Linked DNA regions of Homo sapiens: region 2 is linked to region 1. A link is a contact called in ENCODE Hi-C data. All regions are on one chromosome and are shown on one strand. Each heading gives the region's core, a stretch centred on a gene start or an enhancer-like site at or near the end of the contact. The rest is flanking DNA. Distances are from core to core; before and after follow the strand shown. Region 1 holds the start of LINC02989 (long intergenic non-protein coding RNA 2989). Region 2 overlaps TEAD1 (TEA domain transcription factor 1).

What was found. Hi-C counts contacts between places; a loop is a spot of excess contacts on that map. Pooled maps may share reads with other maps.
Region 2: a map of PC-9 shows a loop between it and region 1 (6-fold over the local background). The contact joins the enhancer-like site here to the promoter of LINC02989 in region 1. A Hi-C loop is called at or near these places in 2 of 168 maps with a recorded cell type or tissue (PC-9 and tibial artery) and 1 of 50 pooled maps.

Annotation. Positions count from the first base shown.
Region 1 is chr11:12,085,232-12,089,210 of GRCh38, forward strand. LINC02989 (long intergenic non-protein coding RNA 2989) reads left to right here and starts at 1,640. Exons shown (of 2, transcript NR_186297.1): 1 at 1,640-1,889; 2 at 3,891-3,979.
Region 2 is chr11:12,691,201-12,695,545 of GRCh38, forward strand. All of the region lies in intron 2 of TEAD1 (TEA domain transcription factor 1), which reads left to right. Among named protein-coding and RNA genes, the nearest start is that of TEAD1, 19 kb to the left of the region's middle. RefSeq lists an enhancer at 2,208-3,407. Within about 2 kb of position 1,576, at least 31 of the 41 ENCODE cell types and tissues checked have a DNase peak (open chromatin) inside an H3K27ac peak, as active enhancers do; they include PC-9 and tibial artery, where a contact is called at or near this core.

The DNA.
Region 1 (3,979 bases), core at 390-2,889:
TCTAAAAAGTAGAAGTGGGAGACAGCCTTGTTTTAAGAGGAGGTTGGATGACAGTGTCACCCTCCACTTTCTTTTCACTTCCAAATTTACCACTGTGGTCCCAGAAGAGAAGTCCCTGCTTGGTGCTCATGTCCCCACCCTTCTCCTGGATCCCCCATACCCTGGGGATCAGTCCGGAGACCTCCACTCTCAGAAGCAAACTCATCCTTGACTGCGCCTGACTCAGCCATCCCTGATTGCATCTTCTGGGCTCTTGTGCTCCCAAGGATGTAATTGAGTGTGCTATGTGGGGAGACAGTCTCATGATTTCCTCGGATGGAAACCAAGTGGAAATAAAAATAGTTGTGCCAGATTGTTGGTGTGCATCACAGCTCAGGAGTGGCCCTGGGATGCCTGGGCCTGGGCTGGAACCTGGCATCCATGTTGTATGCCCGATTTCCTCCACCTCCTCCGCTCAGGGTGCTGGTGTGTATGCCACCTCTCTGAGTGAGACAGGAAGATTGCGTTTAGCTCAAGCACCTTCTCATCAAGACTCTTTCGGAGGGTTCAGAGGGCTTGTTTCTGAAGCACTCAGCAGGCAGCCTGGCATAAAGCAGGTGCTCAGTGACCAGTGGGTATCAGTTGGTCCCTTGCTGCTTTGAGTTGGGCAACACTGAGGTTGGGACTACAGAGGTCATTGCCCCTTAAGAAGAACCTAGAGCAAGTTATCTCTGAGGCCCTCGGAAGCTTTGTTCAAGGGACATTAAGTCCCTTTGTTTGGGGCTGGGGAGTACTGAGACTACAGTTTGGGAAAATGTTGGTCTCTGAGATGTAGGCTGCCTGATGACTAGCTGTGCAAACAAAACCTCGGACTTCCCTCCGCATTTCTTTCCTTTGACCCTTCAGTGTCAGCAAGCTCAGGGTCAGAAACCCTGCACTCAACTCCTTTGCTAGGGATTTGTGGAGGCTGATAAAAGCCCGCAAGGTGGCCAGGGCTGCTGGGCAATGTTGGCATCCTGCTGATACAAAAACTCAGCTTGGATCTCCAGCACCTTCTCCTCAGATAAAGCTGGTAATTTCCTGGAGCAACCACACTTGGAGAGAACCAAGCTTGCAGGGAGCTCAGAGCAGCCTAGGCAGGTCACAGTGGACAGGAGGGATGTGGGACTGGCAGGAGGAAGTCAGGAAGGAGCCTTGATCACTGACTGCAAATAAAAGCTTCATGTGGTGCAATGAAATCACCCTATATGGCTTGAGAGGAAATTCTCTGCAAGGAGCTGCATGCAAATAGGTCATCAAGTAATGGCAAAAATATGCAGCCAAATGGAGGTGCCCCTGCAGTTTCCGTGTCTCCAAGGACTAGATAAACTCCAGGAAGGACTCAGGGCTTGATACCACAAAGGATGGGGAATAAGAGATGCTCCCTCTGCCCCCATGAGCCCCCTTAGCCAGCCTCCTGCCTCCTGCTTCCCATCTCTCCAAGGGGATCCACCCTGAGTCTGACCAGCATCCCCGTGTTCCCTGTGGCCGGGATCAGGCAGGGACACAGAGATTGCTTGAGACACTTTCTGGTGACTAATGCAGTATACTTGAACAGGAAACAGACTGGAAAGGACTTAGGGGGAGCTATAAATAGCCCATGTCCTAAAAAAATGAACTTGGGAAGAAATGGAATTAACAAACTGGGAGGAGAACAAGGAGATCACAGGCTCCAAACAAGACCAAGCTTTCTCTTGGGAAATGAGCTTTTCTCCCAGATGGAGCTCCATCTGCCCTTGCAGGATCAGCTCCCCCAAGTGTGCCCTGCTCCACCCTGGGGTTGACCAGCCAGCTCAGCCTGCCTGCCAATATGATGCCTGGAATTGTCTGTGGTTCTGGGGGCCAAGCCTTGTCAGGATCATCACGTAAGGGTGTGTATGTGCGGAAGGGTGGTGGCTGAGGCTCAGGATTCAAGGACTATGGACCATGGTGGGAAAGTAGAGAATTGGAGCAGTGACAGGTCAGGGACATCCCTTCTGATGTTCCTCAGTTCTCTTCTGTTCTCTGGGCTTCAGCAATCTGCTGTCTCTTGAACCCAGTGAGGGGAGGGGTGAGTCAGGCAGAAGAATGAGCTCAGGTAGGATGGCACGTCAGCAGCCTGGAGTCTGACACCGGCCAAGACACTCAGTGGCAGAGTAATGTAGAATAGAACACTCCATTTCACTAAGACTGGTTCCTTTTCTGTAAGATTGAGAGGTTAGACTAGTTCACTGGATTTGAAATATTTTTATTTTTTAAAGATGCATAACCTTTCTCCAAAGGAAATCACAAGGAAAGAAGAGTACTGCCCTGGTTAAGGTGGGGACTCAGGGTTTCTCACACTTACACTCAACCATTTCCCTTGTGGTAGCCCTGAGAAACTGCCACAGTGCACCAGGGCGTCGCCCAGCTCTGTTGAAAGCCACAGGACTGGAGCACTTGGCAAGTTTGGCTGGCCACCCAAACACAGCTCCTCACGGTTTCTTTCTGTCTTTCCTTTCTCCATAGAGGCTGGAAAGCTAAAACAGTGAAAGGTAATGCTGAGCAATGGAGGCCTAACTAATGATGTCAGTGAAAACAGAGGAGGAACTTGTAATTTACACTCCCCAGCTAACTTCTTCCTCCTCTTCTTCTTTTTTTTTTTTTTTAAAGACAGCATCCTCCTGTCACTTAGGCTGGAGTGCAGTGGCATGATCATGGCTCACTGCAGCCTCAAACTCCTAGGCTCAAGCAATCCTCCTGCCTCAGCCTCCCAAGTAGCTGGGATGACAGAGGCATGCCACTATACGCGGCTCCTAGCAAACTTCTTATATCCTTATTAGTTATTGTGATAGACTGATTGCAAAAACAGCCACAATCGTCTATCCCTTCCAGTCCACACCCTCTGCATCCTCAATCCACACCCTCTGCAATGTGACCGTGTAGCTCCTCCCATCAAGAGACAGAATCCATTTCCCCACCCTTTGAATATGGGCCGGCCTTGAAATTTGCTTTGAACAGTGTTTATTGAAAGTGACAATGTGCCAGCTCCACGCTTAGGTCTTAAGAAGCCTGTGTCTTCTACTGTCTCTCTCTTAAACCCCTGCTGCTGCCATGAGAACAAGCTGGGGCTAGCCTATGAGAAATGAAATATCACACAGAGCAGAGCCGAGTTGTCCCAGCAGAGGCCACCCCAGGCCAGCCATCCTCCAGCCAACCTGCCAGCGGACCCGAGATGCATGAGCAACTAGACTCATGAGAAATAATACATGTTGTTTTAAGGCATACGTTTTGGGGGTAGTCTATTTCTGTTCTAGTATTTATTGTCGAGTAACACACCACCCCAAAACTTAGTGATTTAAAACAATGTATTATATACTCATTTATTACAATCTCCCAAGGTTCTACGCATTGACTAGTCGCCGTGGGGCAATTCCCACCTGGGGGCTTTCAGATGATTAGTCAGATGTCGGCTAGGGCTGCAGGTATCCGAAAGGTTCAGCTTGAGTGGGTGCCTGGGATGGCTCACCCAGGTGGCTGGCACTGGATGCCAGCTCTCATGCTGGACTCAACTGGGCTGTTGACTGCACATGACCTCTGCATGGGCAAGGGCTTTTCACACCGGGGTGCTGGGTTCCACGAGGCAGGAAGAGGATGCTGCTAGGCCAGGTAAGAGTTGTGGCAGCACTGGCACGGCATCACTTTCTTTCTATTCTATTGGTCAAAACAATCACAGCATCGACCCTTGGAAACATAGATGTCACATCTTGATAGGGAAATGGCAAGGTCACATTTCAAAAGAGAAGATAGGATGGGAGATATTGTTGCGGCCATCTTTGGGAAATACAATCTGCCACAGTTGCATAGCATTATTGAAGCAATGAGTAACACAGACAGACATTTTTATTTTCCAGGTCTCCATCTTCCTTGCAGCACTGCTTTCTGTCCAGCCTCCCTGCATACCCACTTCATCACACAGGGAATGGCAAACACTGAGCTGCTG
Region 2 (4,345 bases), core at 326-2,825, 610 kb after region 1:
TTCCTCCTCTTACTGATGCTCAAATTGTTTCATCTTTGGCCAGTGGGAATTTCTTTAGTTGGCTCCTGTGGCCTTTTGATGTGACCCTATTAATAGTCTTTTATAGTTTCCTTGCTGTCCAACCTCTTGTGTATTCTGGGAGATAGAATGAACCATTTCTGCAGAGTTTGGGTTCCTTTTAGTGAGAAATGGAGTTTCTAGGCTATGATGTGTGTGCTAGGTTCTCTGCTTTTTTTCTCCTCCCACTCCTTCAGTTGAATAATCTGCTCACCTTTGGAAATGGATCCTGCCTGCCATGTCAACTCTAATCGTGGTAAAAGCTTTCCTTGCACACTTGCTCATGCCTGGCCTCTTTGGCTCTCATTTGCCACTTTCATGCTTGTGCTTGTCATCTTGTCCTTTCCTCCCTTAAGAAAAAGACCAAACTGAAGAATTACCATGGATGGTTTGTGGTTTGACTTGCCTCCTGAAGGCCAAAGCTCATGTTAATGTAGGCTTCACAGAAGTCTTTAGTCATTGCCTTCATCATGTCTGCCTGATAGTTTGTTCTATTCCTTGTATACATAACCAGGACATGAGAGATTCCTTATCTTATTACCACCGTGAGCCATTCAGGCTGCAAGCTGTATTTCGATGGTATTGTTGGGTACGTTTGTACTCATCTGTTTCAATAAATATTGATTGAATTAAGCTTTGTACTTCTTCTCCAAAGTGTTTAAAATAGAATGTATTTAATGTCCTAGTCATTTAAAGAATTTATCACTAGTCTATTATTTTTATAAGCTTAAATAAGTTAAAGATTTGTAGTTTTAGATAGATTTATGCATTGGATCCCTAGTTGTAACATAGCTATTGTTTTAGTGCTGCGGGCCTATAGTAGTAGGCCTGCAAGTCTAAGATGAGTGTTTTTTATTTAACAAGTCTGCTATTAAACTTATTTTTAGTATTATAATTTCTGTCTTTGCTTCTTGGAAATTGTTTTATGCCCATGTTGGTGCATCATAGACTATGCACTTAGGCCAACCACCCCCCAGTCCCCCCAGCAAAGCAGGGCTCATTTTAAAGACACGCTCTAATGCTTTCTTCAGAGTTTCCATTCAGACCTACAGTTTTAGCTTCAGTAATACTTTTTTGTTTTGTTGGTGAAACAAAGCTGTATGCGTTCACAGTGCAGCCAACACAGTCTCATGACGGCACAAGTGAATAGTCCTGAAATTATCATCATTCTCCACACCACTGAGAAGTTAACCAGCATCCTGGCCTGGGAAATTTTGGATACACATTTAATGCCCCTCACCCACCACCCCGGCTTTTTTTTCTTTTTAAAGCCGCAAGCTTAATGTAATGGTTCCTCTGTATTAAAGGAAAGTACAGTATTGTAGGGGTTTATTTCCCCCCCGCCCCCGCTTTCCTCCGTGGGCACTGAGAGTAGGGGGAAGAGCCCCGTAATTCACAAGGCAGGCTTCTGTGCCCCGCGGTAAACTCAGTTTCACAAAGGGAATTTTCATTATGGTCCTGTGGCTCCCTAACATAGTGGAGGCTTCAGGAGGCAAGTGGTAAAAGCTACCAAAGAAAAAGCTGGACTGGAGCCACTGACGTCATGTCAGTAAATCTGCTGGAGGAGCCCAGCCATGCAGCGCCTGCCAGCCGGCCCCTGCACTTTGGCCTTGCCTGGTCAACTGTTCTTACTGCTTCCTCCACCCCCACCCCACAGAACAGCCTGTGTTTTTTGTGTTCTTTTCCCCCTTTTCCTTCTGTGCAACTGGGCTGTGTTGAAACCCATAAAGGCTTTTGAAAACCACCCCTACTGGTCCTGTGCTTAATGTCTTGTGTGGGGATAGTGGGGAGAACCCAACAATCCATGAATGAGGGAGGCTTTAAAAGTTTTTTCTAGTGGGGACCTCTTTGTGATGAATAAATCCACAGGGAACATCATGGAAAGCAGCCAGAGGTGCGAGCCCCTGGTGCTTAGTACTTTTAAAGAACTTCGCTTTTAAGTCCTGGGCTGTGTGCACATGTGTGTGTGCGTGTGTGCATGCGCACAGTAAAGGACAGAGAAGGCCAGTCAGCACATGGGTGGAAATACAGAATTTCAGCCTTCTAGCAGAGGATGATTTAAGAGAATGAGTTCCAATGCGAGTCCTTTATTACCCATTAATCATTGGTCTGCTCACTCTGAACTCTGGTTTGCAACTGGAACAGTTAAATCTTAAGCTACATGCTTCTGTACATCCTGGATATTTAGAGTCACAACCCCAGATGGGCCTGAATTAAAATATTGCTGTGCTAAATCTATTTTTACATCTAGGGGAATGACATCTAAAAATAAACCTTATCCCACCTGTTATCCACTTTTGGGAAGTTGAAACGCTGTTAAGTCGCAGCCCATGGATTAAGCTTTGATGACGGCTTCCCATGTGATGCCTGCATTCCACTTTTCCTGCCACTGGCATGATGTTTTCATTGTTTCGGTAACCGTTGTCCTCCTGTTTATTTTGCTGTGAATATTCATTTGCAAATAAGAGTGAAGCATAGGTTCAGACTGGTTTTGATTTTCCTGAATCTTAGGGTCAGAAACATATTAAAAGCAGTATCTTATCCATGAATCATGAGATGAGTCAGTTCCTGAAACCACTACAAGCCTCATAGTTCTTGGCTACAAGCAAAGGCAGGAAATCCAGGCTTCAATAACTTCCTTTCCCAGTCCTGGCTATAGCCGCGTTGGTGGTTAGGTTCTGCTGCCTGCCTTTGTAAGCGGTAGGAAGATGTATGTCTGAGGAACAAAGGCACTTGAGTCAATTTACTGAAACTGTTTATAATTTGTGGTCTTGATCTGAATGTCAGGCTGCGTTGGCACACCCTGCTCTGCTGTGCGGCCCGGCACAACTCAGCCAGGAAAGGCGGCAGGCTGAGTCCGGGGAAGTGCCCCAGCAAACACATGGCAAATGTTTCAAGGGGCTTTAGTGTTCCAGTGAATCCTAAAACTAGGGGACATGCAAGCCGACACTAGGCAGAAAGCTCTGGATTCCATATGTATAGTTGAAGTATCGACTCTTTGTTTGTTCTTCACTTGAGAGAAAGGAGAGAAAAAAGAGAGAGAGGGGAGAGAGACGAGAGAACAAACTAACACACTCGCCAGCCTGCCAAGCTCTGGCCTGTCTCTTGCTTTTACTTGCAGTTTACTTCCTTATATACAGGGTCCTCTTTTTTTTTTTTTCCTTTTGCAGTGTTTCACGCCAGTCTTCCTGACTTCAGAATCAGTTTTATAACTGTTTTATTAAATATTTTAAAGAGTAAGGGAGAAACACGAAGTTGTCTCCCAATGTTGGGTCTGCTGTGACTCGTATTTATTTTTCTCCTTTATGAGCAGTGCCCACTTTGTGTACGTACCCAAGTCAGAGCAGAGTTGGGTTGGTGTTTCTGTGTGAAGTTGGGACTCACTGTTGCTTTGTGCTTTACTTGTGAATTTATGAGCTTTTTCAATCTTGAGAAAAATTAAAATTGAGTGTGACTCATTTTCATTTACCAACTCTTACCTTCTTTTTCTACGCTAATTGGTGTTAGCTAGCGTGGGATTTGAGAAAATGGGACTGAAATGAGACCCTTCTCCCCCCTACTGTAGGTTTATATGGAGTCATTGGAAGTTCTGATAGAAGTCTAAAAATAGCATGGGTAGACAAACCCTGTGAAAAGACACTGAGGAAGATGGAAAAAAATTTGAGATGATGAGCAGTTAGATATTGATGCTACCTTTTAAATTGAGCTTGTTTCCAATTCATAGCTGGCAATAGCTCAGAAAGGTCAAATTCTATTTCAGCCTTTGTAAAGAATAAAATAAAAGCAAATGCAAAAGTTTGCCTGGCTTTTTAATCAAGTGTGGCTAATTCAGCGCACAGCCAGGCTGGCGAGGGCCACTTCGTTCTTACTTGTCGTTTGTATTTTGTGTTTGGGTAATTTTCTGTTCAACTTCAGGCCTCACTAAAAGGCTCTGATAAGCTGTTGAGAAAGTCGGGCTCATTTTGATTTTAGAGGCTTGACTGAGAGTCATAATTTCTGGCTGTGGTTCTCCAGATTTCAGGCTGGTACAAAAACTCCTTAGTCTTAGGTGAGTTTCTTTGGAAATCACTGTGAAAATATATTACTCTCATTAACATGTAAATAGTCACTGTCTAAACTTGGAGGAGATTTTTCCTTATGTTAAGAGAGGTACAAATCCAGTTATTTTTATTTGTCCTTCATTGATCTGACAGTTAACTTCTTTTTCATGTAGATTTCAGGCTGGGATTAGAGACTGAATCTTGAATTGCTTATCGTCTCTAGACCAAGTTGTTCGGGGCCAGGGATT